2 separate regions of the Homo sapiens genome follow, and region 1 is linked to region 2. A link is a loop called in an ENCODE intact Hi-C map of the cell type or tissue named here. Cell type or tissue: prostate gland. All regions are shown on one strand. Each heading gives the region's core, and the rest is flanking DNA. Links, peaks and the distances in the headings are about the cores only.

Evidence for each region. Hi-C counts contacts between places; a loop is a spot of excess contacts. Peaks named below come from ENCODE experiments on the same cell type or tissue, not always from the same donor. Only the 100,000 strongest peaks of a DNase experiment are listed, where the experiment ranks them.
Region 1: it touches region 2 in a loop (3-fold over the local background); 49 of 110 quality-filtered maps call a loop at or near these places.

What each region holds. Positions count from the first base shown.
Region 1 is chr6:42,525,253-42,529,538 of GRCh38, reverse strand. No RefSeq gene overlaps it. Among named protein-coding and RNA genes, the nearest start is that of UBR2, 37 kb to the left of the region's middle. In prostate gland, for the core only: no CTCF peak of the experiment used is centred there; no DNase peak of the experiment used is centred there.
Region 2 is chr6:42,258,850-42,263,135 of GRCh38, reverse strand. It overlaps TRERF1 (transcriptional regulating factor 1), which reads left to right. Exons shown (of 18, transcript NM_001395490.1): 9 at 3,413-3,797. Among named protein-coding and RNA genes, the nearest start is that of MRPS10, 43 kb to the right of the region's middle. RefSeq lists enhancers at 1,924-1,973, 1,911-2,431, 2,432-2,952. In prostate gland, for the core only: a CTCF peak has its summit at 2,024 (motif pointing left); a DNase peak (open chromatin) is centred at 1,985; H3K27ac peaks cover 2,033 bases.

The DNA of each region.
Region 1 (4,286 bases), core at 979-3,478, 270 kb before region 2:
AGTAATTAAGCAGTGAGATGTTGGCACAGAATGGATCAATCAATAGAACAAAATGAAAAATCCACAAAGGGAACCCGAAGTATATAGGAAATTTGATGTAGTATGAATGTGGTTCAGGTCAATTAGGGAAATGTTTATTAAGTAAATGATATTGGGTGAACTGGCTGATCATTAGAATACACATAAAGTTTCAAATGGCTTACAACTTTTAGTGTAAAACATGAAGCTACAAAAGAACAAGTACCAGTGAATGTTTATGTGATCTTCTGGTGAAGAAAATGTTTCTAAATATAACACAAAAGGCAAATAAACATTAAATTTGACTACATGAAAAATACATTTGTAAAAAGTACAATAGATATGTCAATGTGGGAAAGACCTTTGCTGAATATATGAAGACAATTTTAAAAACTTCTTATCGGCTGGCCGGGCATGGTCGCTCACGCCTGTAATCCCAGCACTTTGGGAGGCCAAGGTGGGCGGATCACTTGAGGTCAAGAGTTCGAGATCAGCCTGGCCAACATGGTGAAACCCTGTCTCTACTAAAAACAGAAATACTAGCCAGGCGTGGTGGTGGGCGCCTCTAATCCCAGCTACTTGGGAGGCTGAGGCAGAGAATTGCTTGAACCCGGGAGGCAGAGGTTGCAGTGAGCCAAGATCACACCACCACACTCCAGCCTGAGTGACAGAACAAGACTCTATCTCAAAAAATAAATAAATAAATACATAAATAATAAAAATAAATAAATGATAGTTTGGTCATGTGCTGCATACCAACATTTAGGTCAATGACAGCCCACATATATAATAACACTGATCTCATAAGAGTATAATGCCATGTTTTTACTGTACCTTTTCTATGTTTAGATGTTTTAGGTACACAAATAGCATTGTGTTACAATTGGCTGCAGTATTCAGTAGAGTAACATGCTGTACAGGTTTGTAGTCTGGGAGCAAGAGGCTATGCCATATCATATAGCCTAGGTGTGAGGTAGGCTATACTGTCTAAGTTCACAGAAGAACACTCTGTGATGTTCACACAATGACAAAATCTCCTAACGACACATTTCTCAGAACGTATCCATGTCGCTAAGTGACACATGACTGTATATTGCTTCCATTGAATAGGAGGCAGTTATAGAAGAATACTATGCAGTTGATGTTGTAGAAGAATATTTAACGACATGAAAAATATTCCTGACAATGTATACTGCTAAGTTAAAAAGCATATTACTAAGCAGTTTTCACAGTATGATCCTATGTTTGTTTACATACCCACACGTACGGCATGAATTGTGCATTACAAATTATCATTTTCTTTTTTATTTTTCTTATGCATTTCTACTGTGCACATTTACTCATTTTTTAATAATGAAAATTAACAACTACTCCAGCCTGGGCAACGTGTCAAAACCCTGTCTCTACAACAAATACAAAAATTAGCAGGGCATGGTGGTGGGGGCCTGTTGTTCCAGCTACTTGGAAAGCTGAGGTGGGAGGATCACTTGAACCGAGAGGTAGAAGCTGCAGGGAGCTGCAATTGCACCACTGCACTCCAGCCTGGGTGACAGAGTGAGATCCTGTCTCAAAACACACAAAAAGAAATAACAATTACTATTAATTGCTACTAAGGAGAACTTTCCAAATCTTGGTCAATGGTTTTTTTGAGGCTATAGAATTACAGGGATGTTTGTGTCCTATGATATTTACTTCTGTAATGCTTGAATTTTTTAATTGTACCTGATCAATTTTATAGTCAGAAGGAAATAATTTTTAAAAGAAAGATAAAATGGGTTAGGGAACAGAGACATTCATATTCTTTAATCCAACTATTTCATTTTTAGAAAATTTCCTAACCCTGAATATGAGCAAATATTTATACAGAGATTTCTCATCACAGAAGCATTTATAATAGAAAAACAAGCAAACAGAGCAATGTTTTGTAACATTGTTTTATTTATTATATATAAAAGGCTTATATATACCACCTAAATGTCTAGCCATAGGGAGCTGGTAAAGGGAATTATAACAGGATGGATCCACAGAGGCATAGTGAAGTGAGCATGATTCCAGCCTGCCTGGGTTCAAATCTCAATTCTGCCACTTACTAGCTGCGTGACCTTGTACAAGTTACTTAACCTCTCTGATTTTCAATTTTGTTGTTAGTAAAATGGGATAATAGTACCTATATAACAAGATGATTATGAGGATTTTTTTTTTTGTCATTCAGAGTTTAGGCAGGAAACAGAAGACACTCTCAAACTGGGTAATTCAAGTATAATCTAATAAAGAGATTCTATTGAGGCAACAGCAGGGTGTCCTAGGGAGCACTTGAGTAGTCTTGGAACCTGGAGAGAGAGAGGTGTGGAGAGACGTGGAGAGGAGAAGCTGTGGCTTTGAAGAAAGGACCCAGCAGCCCTGTGACCCTTCATACATACCTTGACATTACCATCCAGTCTCCTGTCTCCTGAGATACCTGTAATTACACTCCCTGATTGCAATAATGGTATATGCAAACAACCCACAAACCTCAGTGGCTACAAACTACAAACATTTGTTTTTCTTCCTTCTGAGTTGACTGGGCCTGCTCTGCTTCAGGCTTTGGGTCAGATTCAGGTCTGCTTCATGGGCCTCTCATTTTGGAGAGAGTGGCCAAGAGGCCAACCCAAGGAAACTCCATTCCAGTCCTCTGCTCAGGGTGTCTACAAACATCCCATTGGCCAAAGTGTGTCATGTGACTGATCCTAAAATAAATGGAATAGATATTTATATTCCATATACTTTCATGGAAAATCCTAACACAGGGAGAGATTACAGAGTTGGGAATGATAATCCAAACTACCACAGCTCTCACTGGGCAAACCCGAAGAAGGAGACGTCACAGAGCCTGTTGTTGCCGTCTATTCAGATCAGCCTTCCAGGGCACAGAGCAGGGTGAGAGGGGATAGAGGCATCTGGAGGGGCAAACAAAGATATCTCTGCAGGATCGCATGAGTTAATTATTATTATTATTTTAGAGATGAGGTCTCACTCTGTAGCCTAGGCTGGACTGCAGTGGCATGAGCATGGCTCACTGCAGCCTCAATTTCCTGGGCTCAAACGATCCTCTCACCTCAGCCTCTCAAGTAGCTGGGCTACAGGCATATGCCGCCATGCCTGGCCAATCTTGGTATTTTTTGTAGAGGTGGGGTTTCACCATGTTGCCCTGGCTGGTCTCGAACTCCTGGGCTCAAGCAATCCATTCATCTCAGCCTCCCGAAGTGCTGGGATTATAGGGGTGAGCCACTGTGTCTGGCCAAGTTAATATTTTAATGAGCTTAAAATATTGGCTCACATAAAAATACCATACAAGTGTTTGTTGGATGAAAAAATAGGCCAGGCCCAGTGGCTCATGCCTGTAATCTCAGCACTTCAGGAGGCCGAGGTGGGTGGATCATTTGAGACCAGGAATCTGAGACCAGCCTGGCCAACAGGGCGAAATCCTGTCTCTACAAAAAAATACAAAAACTAGCCAGGCGTGGTGGCATGCACCTGTAGTCCCAGCTACTCAGGAGGCTGAGGCATGAGAATCGCTTGAACCAGGGAGGCAGAGGTTGCAGTGAGTTGAGATGGCACCACTGCACTGCAGCCTGGGTAACAGAGTGAGACTCTGTTCTCAAACAAACAAAACAAAACAATAAAACATGGTGCCATTGAGAATGATATTTTTAAGAATATTTAAGTATTTAAAATTTTTATAATGAATTATAAGTGAAAGAGGTTATAAAGCAGTTATACATTATAACATCATTTAAACATACTATATACCTAGAAGAAGGGCTGAATTTAGCAAAATGTTAATATTGTTGTTGGGAGGTAGAGTCATGGGGCATTTTTATTTCTGTGCTCTGTGTTCAGAATAAGGTTGTCACATATGGCCTCATAGGTTGCGCACTGCACAACTCCAGGAGGCCCCCTTTGTCCTTCTTCCTACTTCCAACTTGCATAACCTCCTTTATTGCCCACACCTTCTAGAACACAGACGTATTACTCTCATGTAATCAAACAAATAAATACAGTTTAAAAAATTGCAACCTTGCCTTTTCTTCCTAACATACTTCAAAGACAAATGAAGTTGACCTAGTTTGTCATTTTTATTAGAGCTGGAGAGAAATTACCTCTGGACTCTAAAACGGTTGTTATAAAGGTAAACTCAGCAACTCTTGGGACAATCAAGGAATGTACAGTCATGACTGCAGAACTGAAAGGTACTGCGTCACATGCGTAGGATAAGTAAACATATTTGG
Region 2 (4,286 bases), core at 924-3,423:
CGTGGCCACATTGGGAACCCTACCCTTGTTCACACTGCCTGCTCCCCATTAAATGCCAAACTAATGGCCTAGGTTAGATTCTGAGAGACCCGAAAGTGTTCCCAGGTTTAAACAGAGACGATCATTCAGCTGGGAGTCACTGAGACAATCATAGCCATTATTGAAATATGGAAGTCCTGTATCCCAGAAAGTAAGCAGCTGTTGCCCCAGGCCCTGGCCCCTTCCCCAGGATCTCCAGACCTCCCAAATCCACAACCAAAGAGGTAACCACTGGCGCAGCAGGCTTCCAGGCAATAGCCCTGGCATCCATTCTGACAAGCAGCCTTACCAGTTGCTTAATATTTTTGTCTGCTTAAATACCCTGGAGAACCTAATTCGTTAAAGTTCCCAAAGTAGTTCCACTGAGAGCCACCCACCCCTAATCTCAGGAAAGCAAAGAGATTTGTTTTTCTCACTCACTGTTCTCCTTTCTCCAATTTTAAGTGCTTCACTCAAACAGCTTAATTTGCCTCTGGGAAGGGTTTCCGTCTGTCTGTCTCTCTCTCTCTCTCTCTCTCTCTCTCTCTCTCTCTCTCTCTCTCTCTCTCTCTCTCTCTCTCTCTCTCTCTCTCTCTCTCTCTCTCTCTCTCTCTCTCTCTCTCTCTCTCTCTCTCTCTCTCTCTCTCTCTCCTCTCTCTCTCTCTCTCTCTCTCTCTCTCTCTGCCCCTAGGGAATTTGTGACCTGTGTGGTTGGCAATATCAAACCTACCCCCTCCCCACAAAGTGGCATGTTGGGTCATATTTGTCCTTAGGAATAGGTAGCTGCTGGGAATCCAGGAGGCATAAGGGTAGGCTGGGCCAGGGTAGAGGGAGAGAAGATAATGAATACAACTAGAAAAGTACAGAAAAAAACCTTTATGGTGTAATATCAAGTCCTCAAAAGAAGAGAAACTGATGGAGAACTGGGGGGAAGATTCTCATAAGCCGTCAGGACTTGGGGGTCAGCAACAGGCAGAGAGATGAAATGACACATCCAAGCTCCCTCTTTGCCCAGGGAAGTTCGTGCTTTGGCAGGAGAAACAGTGTTTCCTTGGGGAAATAGTTCCCTTGGGGAACTCTCAATTAAGAGTTCATAGTCACATGGGGGTCAGAGTCCCAGGCACACCCCCCCCACCCCTTCAAGATGGTAAGAGAAAGACAGGGGCAGACAAGAAATTGATGCTTTAAGTGTGACTGGATGAGAATACACCTGGGTAGCCAAAGTCATTATGGACTGGGGAGGGGCAAGGGAGTTTGCTCAGGAGATCACCATTAGAGTTCTGAGCAGGATTTTGAAGGAAGGGATGAACTTGGCTTAATGGAAGGGTGAGAGAGACCTCGTTGGTGGGGGCGGTAGGCTGAAGTGGAAGCATGTAGGTGGGACTGAATACATGGGAACAAGGCCCTGGCACTTAATGTAAAGAAATTAAAACATCCAGGAAGGAGCCCCGAGTGCCCATCTCAGTTTGGCTCCTAGCCAGCTGGGATGAAGACAGCTGAGACCTGCCCCCCACTCACAGCCTCAGTTTCCTCCCCTGACCTTGATAGGGTTGGACTCATCAGTGGTTCTCATCCTTCTCTGTGGGCAGCTTTTTAAAGTTTTCAGTGCTTGGCCTCACCCCCAAAGTGTCCAAATAGCTTGGTGGGGTGGAACACTGTAAGTGTTTCCTCTCAAGTGACAACCATATATGACATCCTGGGTGGCTTCTCTTGCCCAGTGGCTCAGAGCCTTGCCTGGAGGATCGGAAAATCCAGGTTTAGAGCTGGAGTAACAGGACAAGAAGCTGGAGGAGAGGGAGCCCAAAAGGGACCTCTGGCCCTGTGATCAGAGGTCTGGATTGCAGTGCTGCGTTGAGATCATATAAGGTCTGCATGTTCTTGGATGATCTTATCTGTTACCCGGGAACAGAGTGTATCTTCAGGGCTGCTCCCCTTGGGGGGGGCACAGGCCTCCTTCCCCCATTCTCCTCAGCCCCTCTCTCGCCTCAGCCTCAGGCGCTGAGGAGCCCTCTGGTGGAGAAAAGAGGCGGTTGAGCGCGCTGGCCTAAGGAGGGTCCCCTGGGGGTGAGGCGCGGGGATAGGGGAGGGGTGGGGGCGGGGGTAGTTAGGAACCTCACTCTGGAGCCGGGAGCCTGGGACCCTCTGCCCCCTCCTCCTTTCCCCACTCTCTGCCTCCCTAGACTCCTCTCCTAGAGGCCAGGATGGCACCATGGAAGGCAGAGAAGCTGAGGGAGAAACAGAAGGGGGCAGAGCCTGAAGCTCTGGAGGGAGAGGAGCCCAGAGCAGAGGAGCCCATGGGGCAGGTCACATGGCCTGGAGGCAGATGGTCACATGACCGTAGCCAGCCCTTCCCATCACCCCCTGCTGCTTCCTACCCAGGCGCCACCCTGGGCTCAGGAGTCTCCAGGACCTGCAGCTGTGACTGGCCCCTGGCCTGCAGGGCCTGAGAGGGCACCCCAGACTGCCCAGAACCTTCCCTCAGGTATCCCCGTGGCCCCTCCCAACCACACTGCCTCTGCAGCCACACCCAGCTCTCGACTTTTCTGGGCTGATGCTACCACACAACCCGAGTCTGTTTCTGTTTGGCTTTGGCATGCCCTGCTCATCTGTTTACGTGCCTATGTTTACTTATTAGTATATATGTATCCATGTGGCAGATCCTCCTTCCAGACTATGCTTGGTTCCGCTGCCATTAAAATAAACTAACTCTCCTGACAGGAAGCCAACCTCAGAGAAGAGTTTGCTACAAATAAGCTACGAGTTCTGGGAGCAATAGTGAGGGGTGGTGACGGGGGAGGTTAACCAGATCCGTTTTTAGGTGAGCACATGGAAGGGCCCTTAGAGGTCATCGAAGGCTCTCCCCCCCTGCTGAAAGTGACCCAGGAGAGCCCGGTGTGGGTCGCTGGCCTTAGGAACCTTGGCTAGGCTTGAACCCCCACTTCCTGCCTCACAGGTCTCGGTCCCAGCTTCCCTGAAGAGATTATTCTGTCCCCTTCTCAGAACATGTGGTATCTGTTCCTGATGTCCGTCCCTGGGGAGCAATGGGGGAATTAAAGAGCCCACTCAGCTGGATTCCACTCAAACAGATGGGAATGTAGTGATAAGCAATAAAGAATTTGAATTTATTACTTCTTGCCCACCCACTATTCCTACCACCCCCAGCTCTTTCAGAAATTAGGGATTTCTTCCAAAACCTTAGTTTTCTCCCTAGTCTAGCAACCAGAACTCGCTTTGCCTAAAATGGATGTGGTCAGAATGTGGGGGCGTTGGGGGTGGGGGGGTCAAGCAGAAGGGCTCTCTGCTTAGACAGTAGAAGGCCCCCTTCCCTGAACCTGTGGAAATGGCCTGCGGGGGAAGCTGAAGTATTCGAATCAGATCGTTGTTCCGGTTTTAGGAAATCCCCAGGAAGCATCAGCCGAGTGTGCCCAAAGCCGAGGAGCCCCTCAAGACCGTGCAGGAGAAGAAAAAGTTCCGGCACCGGCCGGAACCTCTCTTCATCCCGCCGCCGCCCTCCTACAACCCGAACCCCGCTGCCTCCTACTCGGGCGCCACCCTGTACCAGAGCCAGCTGCGCTCCCCGCGCGTCCTCGGGGACCACCTGCTCCTGGACCCCACCCACGAGCTGCCCCCTTACACGCCCCCACCCATGCTGAGCCCGGTGCGCCAGGGCTCGGGGCTCTTCAGCAATGTCCTCATCTCCGGCCACGGCCCTGGCGCCCACCCGCAGCTGCCCCTGACGCCCCTGACGCCCACACCACGGGTGCTGCTGTGTCGCTCCAGTGAGTCACCCCTTTAGCGTCCTCCTGGGCTCTGGGTGCTGGGTAAAGTCCTGGGACATCTCGTTTTCTTTAGCTTTCTCATTTATCCCACAGACTTTTGCGGAGTATTGGCTGTATGTAGCACGCGCTGCTGGGTGTTAAGAAAGACTTGGAATACATAGCCCTTATCCTCAAGGGAATCGCAGTCTAATTGGGAGACAGATGCATAAAGTGATCACTACAGTCTCTGGGATAAGGAAACAGTTGAAATGTTCACCCACTTTTTAAGGCTGCCAGCAATGATCGTGCAAGAGAGAAAAAATGAGACCGGGCGCGGTGGCTCACACCTGTAATCCCAGCGTTTTCGGAGGTCGAGGCGGGTGGATCACTTGAGGCCGGGAGTTGGACACCAGCCTGGCCAACATGGTGAAACCCCGTCTCTACTAAAAATACAAAAATTAGCCGGGCATGGTGGCACGCACCTGTAATCCCAGCTACTTGGGAAGCTGA